Linked DNA regions of Mus musculus: region 2 is linked to region 1. A link is a loop called in an ENCODE intact Hi-C map of the cell type or tissue named here. Cell type or tissue: heart. All regions are shown on one strand.

What was found. Hi-C counts contacts between places; a loop is a spot of excess contacts. Peaks named below come from ENCODE experiments on the same cell type or tissue, not always from the same donor. Only the 100,000 strongest peaks of a DNase experiment are listed, where the experiment ranks them.
Region 2: it touches region 1 in a loop (2.0-fold over the local background); 2 of 42 quality-filtered maps call a loop at or near these places.

What each region holds. Positions count from the first base shown.
Region 1 is chr11:68,279,350-68,281,849 of GRCm38, reverse strand. The region is part of intron 2 of Ntn1 (netrin 1); the gene reads left to right. Among named protein-coding and RNA genes, the nearest start is that of Mir6406, 60 kb to the right of the region's middle. In heart, no CTCF peak of the experiment used is centred here; a DNase peak (open chromatin) is centred at 1,469.
Region 2 is chr11:68,384,178-68,386,677 of GRCm38, reverse strand. It overlaps Ntn1 (netrin 1), which reads left to right. Exons shown (of 7, transcript NM_008744.2): 1 at 1-68; 2 at 494-1,575. The coding sequence starts at 558. Among named protein-coding and RNA genes, the nearest start is that of Ntn1, 1.4 kb to the left of the region's middle. In heart, no CTCF peak of the experiment used is centred here; DNase peaks (open chromatin) are centred at 277, 1,377, 1,647 and 1,897; H3K4me3 peaks cover 2,500 bases; H3K27ac peaks cover 2,038 bases; H3K27me3 peaks cover 1,991 bases.

The DNA of each region.
Region 1 (2,500 bases):
ACCAGTCAGTTACTCCTCCCACCCACACCAATCCATTATCCGCGGTTCACTATTCTATACATGCATGTGTGTGTCTTCTTTCTTGAGTGTTAGCTTTCTCTCAATTGTACAACAAAAACTGTAATCAAGGCTTGCTGTGGGCTTCTCCATGTCATCCCCAGTGAAGTAATAAAATTGATTAAGAGCATCTGGCCCACTTGATCAATGTGAATTCTGATGGGTCTGCTCCTCAGGGCTGGCCATTTCCTCTGTTAAAGGAGGAGCCACTTGGGTGGTTGAAAGTATATCCTGTCTCTCCAGAGAAGTTGTGTGTGTGTGTGTGTGTGTGTGCTGACTATAACTCAGCTGCAGGTGCCAAGTGGCTAGGCATGTTCCAGTTGACAGGAGACATGAACGAAATGGCTTAAAGTTGGAAGTTAACACAGAAGACATTTAGGTGGGGGAAGGAAATGGGAGTTGGTTCTTGGTGCCCTTTCTCTTTCCTGTCAGGTTTCTGGTTGAGGAGTGGAGTTGGGAAGTCCTTGCTCCCTACCCACCATTGCTTCTCATGAGCCTGAGATGAAGCTATAGGGGATGTGGCTGGCTCATCCCAACATGCTAGCTAGCAGACACACAGCTTAGAGTCTTTATGAGAGACCAGGGGACCCCCTAGATAGACTACCAAGTCACTCCAGTGGTGTGGGGCTCCTTGATCTGGGCCAAGCTGGTCCCTCAGGAGGGTCTCTGCTTCCCCACCCCCATCTCTCCTGAGTTGACCTCTGTTCTTACAAAGCTGCCCTTTCCTTCCCGCCTTGAAATCTGATAATGAAACTAATACCCAATATTTTTGCCTGGGAGAGAAGCAGGAGATAAACAGGAAGGCCCAGGGATTAGGGTGTCTCTCCGAGGCAGGGCCCACGGCTGGTGGGAGTTGGGTGACACCTCTTTGTGGACCTGAGAGATCCAGATGTGAGCCACTTTGCCCAGTGCATTTTTCCATCTGTGTAGAGAAAATAAAACAAAGAGAAAAGAAAACAAGCTATAAAATACTTTGCAGAAGTCTGAGCGTGGGTAATTATCACTTGATGCTCTTTGACAGCCCCAAGGAGGGGCAGGGGGTGCTTTTTGATGTTGGCCTCAGAGTTTTCTTTTGTATGACCAGTTGTTTGGAAAGAACCTTTTGTTGGCGTGAGGTGTGCATAGAAGGAGATCGGGCCTGAGCGTTCCCAAGGGGTAAGGAAGGCAGCCCTGCATTCCCAGAAGGGCTCAGAGGCCTGTTGGATGCTGGGCAGCTAGAGCCTCCTTTACAGGAGTGTGTCTACCTCTATGAAGGACCTAAAGATGCTGCTCTCTGTGTGCAGAGGAGGGCAGCGAGACCCCAGCGATCCTTGTGGATTCCCAGTACTGGGCAGGTGCCCCGGGTCTTGGGGTTTCTGTTCTTGCAGGAAAGATCTAAGTTCTGGCCTGTAGTTCAGGTCCAGCTGTTCTGTCTGGTGATGCTGGTCATCTTCTCTGGGACAGTCTAACGGCTGCCGGCCAGGACTTTACACACTGACTCCGGTGCTAGGCTGGCTGGCTGTTCACTGAGCCTCTCGGAGTAAGTCCTGTTCCTTGTCTCACTGAGTGAGTCCAGAGTCAGCGTCAGTGTGGCAGCCCTCCATGTAGAGGGTGGGGCAGCCATGCAGCTTCTGTGTCTGGTTGAACTCAGTCACCTGGGGACACCTGCTCAGGGACACTTTCAAGGTTCTTGGGAATCAGGTCTGTTCTCTAGTCTAAACTGGCTTTGAGCTGCTTCTCGACGGCAGGGCAGGCACTGTCTTTAACTCCACCTCTGCTTGTCAGCTGAGTGACTAATGGGCACTTGATTTGGGGACCGATTCCTGGAAGAACATTTAAAGAAGCTTGTAACACCAGAGAGCAAAATCCAGAACTTCACACGTAAAAATAGCATCCCAGTAAGAAACCAGTAAGAGACATTTACAGCTTATATAGTAGAAAAGGCAAACGTTTTAAGCCAACCATGGAGAGAGAAAATTTGGGCCACGGCTTGAACAGGCAAGGCACACAGGGAGATGGAAATGTAGACTCAAGGAGACGTACCTCCTCTTCTGTAGTCATGGACACAAGTCGATGTCAAGTCCCGGCCTTTTCCCCTGACAAGTTGCAAACATTCTTTTCTTAAATGTTGATACCAAATGTGTGTGTTGTTATTCTTTTCAAGGGTGTGGTGAAATGAGAGCTATCACTTCCTGCTAGTAGGAGGCAAAGCCAGTTCAGCCTTCCTTGAGGGCAACTTGGTGTTTTCTGATCCAAAGTTAAAAACACGGAGATCCAGAACTTAACTGAATTCTGCCTTTGAGGGCTGTACTACCTACCCATCATTAGTGGGAGCAGAGTGCTGATGTGCGTGCTCCAAGGTGGTTCAAGGTTTATAACGTGGGCAGTAGGGACCAGCTTTGAAGAGAACCTGCTTGCTCAGTGTGCCTGTCTCAGACTAAAGACCCACAATGTCTAAGAACCA
Region 2 (2,500 bases), 100 kb before region 1:
AGTCCGGCGCGCGGGCTCCCCGGCTTGGGCCAGGCAAACTTTTCTTTCTCTTTTGCCATCACTTAGAGGTAAAGTCTCCTACGCGGAATCCCCAGCGGGGACGCGATTGGGGAGGGGGCATTTATAAAGGAAGGACCCCAGGTGGCAAGAGAAAAGGACGCTGAGCCCGTGCGTGGTTGGGGGATCTGGAGCCCTGCTGCGCCTGAGGCTTAAGGGAGCAAGGAGAATGGGCATAGCTGCGGATGGGCAGATGGGCGCGGGCTTGCTCTTCGGTTGGCCGGGAGGCTGGGGAAGCCGGGAGGAAGGGGCGCGGGCGGTTCAGGTTTGGAAGCCCCTGCGCTCGGGGTCCCCCGGACTTTGGGGGAGGGAAGTGGGCAGTCTCGGGGTTGGTACCCCGGGGAGCGGGGCACTTGCCCGCCACTCCACCGAGGGCTGTTGGGCGCGGGGCGGGCTGGCTGCTGGCTGGCTGAGCGCGGCTCCCCTCTCTCCGCAGGCGCCTGGTGCGGCGGGCGAACCGACTCCTTGGCGCGGCGGGGCCGGGGCAAGCTGGCCACAGCATGATGCGCGCTGTGTGGGAGGCGCTGGCGGCGCTGGCGGCGGTGGCGTGCCTGGTGGGCGCGGTGCGCGGCGGGCCCGGGCTTAGCATGTTCGCCGGCCAGGCGGCGCAGCCTGATCCTTGCTCGGATGAGAATGGACACCCGCGCCGCTGCATCCCGGACTTTGTCAACGCGGCCTTCGGCAAGGACGTGCGCGTGTCCAGCACCTGCGGCCGGCCCCCGGCGCGCTACTGCGTGGTGAGCGAGCGTGGTGAAGAGCGGCTGCGCTCCTGTCACCTCTGCAACTCTTCGGATCCCAAGAAAGCGCACCCGCCCGCCTTCCTCACCGACCTCAATAACCCGCACAACCTGACGTGCTGGCAGTCCGAGAACTACCTGCAGTTCCCGCACAACGTGACGCTCACTCTGTCGCTCGGCAAGAAGTTTGAGGTGACCTATGTGAGCCTGCAATTCTGCTCGCCGCGGCCAGAGTCCATGGCCATCTACAAGTCCATGGACTACGGGCGCACGTGGGTGCCCTTCCAGTTCTATTCCACGCAGTGCCGCAAAATGTACAACCGGCCGCACCGCGCGCCTATCACCAAACAGAACGAGCAGGAGGCCGTGTGCACCGACTCGCACACCGACATGCGCCCGCTCTCTGGCGGGCTGATCGCTTTCAGCACGCTGGACGGGCGGCCCTCGGCGCACGACTTCGACAACTCGCCGGTGCTGCAGGACTGGGTCACGGCCACCGACATCCGCGTGGCTTTCAGCCGCCTGCACACGTTCGGCGACGAGAACGAAGACGACTCGGAGCTGGCGCGCGACTCCTATTACTATGCAGTGTCTGACCTGCAGGTTGGCGGCCGCTGCAAGTGCAACGGCCACGCGGCGCGTTGCGTGCGCGACCGAGACGACAGTCTGGTGTGTGACTGTAGGCACAACACGGCCGGCCCTGAATGCGACCGTTGCAAGCCCTTCCACTACGACCGGCCCTGGCAGCGCGCCACGGCCCGCGAGGCCAACGAGTGCGTGGGTGAGTGGGGCGCCGTGGCGCCGCGGGCGGTGGGTGGAGACGCGGTGGGGCGGGGGGAGCTCCTGGACCTTGCAGCGGCGGGTTCTCCCGAGCGACGGAGCCAGGAGTCCGAGCATCGCGGGATAGTGGGTTTCGGAGACCTTACAGTTGCTTCGGGACGTGCGTTCCGAGACGTATGGGACCTGGGAGGGGTGAGATCAGAGCCATCTGCCCGCTCTGCCGACACCCGGTGTTGCATCCTTTCACCCACTTCGAAACCAAGAGGCGGCTGGAGAAGTGGCCCGGGAGGTCAGGGGGTGGAGGGAGTGGTTTGGAGAAAATTTGCCGACAGGTCTTTCTAATCCCAGATCCAAACGGAAACACATTCACTGCCTTCCTCGCAGTTTGCTTAGTGCCTGGGGTTCACCTCCGCCCCATCCCCCTTTCCTAAGGCTGCAGCTGGGCGCGCGGTTGGGGACCGGGGACGTTCCAGAGCCACAACCAGGAATCCCTTGGGAGAAGGCAGAGAGCTCCTTGCAGCTTGGAACCAGTTGGGTACCAAGCAAATGTCACTCGTGCACCCTCCAATTCTCTTTTTATGGTTTGATTTTTTTTCTCTCCTCCCCCCCCCCCGTTTGAACAGCGTGTTCGTGTTATCAAGAGGAGAGTGATGTGATTTCAATTAATTACTATCTACAGGTTACAAAGGAGACCTCAGTGACTATTTTAAACTAATTCAATCCTGGACCAAAAAAGAAGTCTACCAGGTTTTTTGTTCGTTCGTTTGTTTGTTTGTTTTGTTTTTGTTAGCTCCGGGGTTTCGTGAAATTGAGCAGTTTTGAATTAACTAAGGATCCGGCGTCTCGATTTTTAATGGAGTTTCAATTTCTGAAAGAGAAATCTGACAAATCCGGCATTGGTGAATACGCCTGGGTCAAAAAGGAGG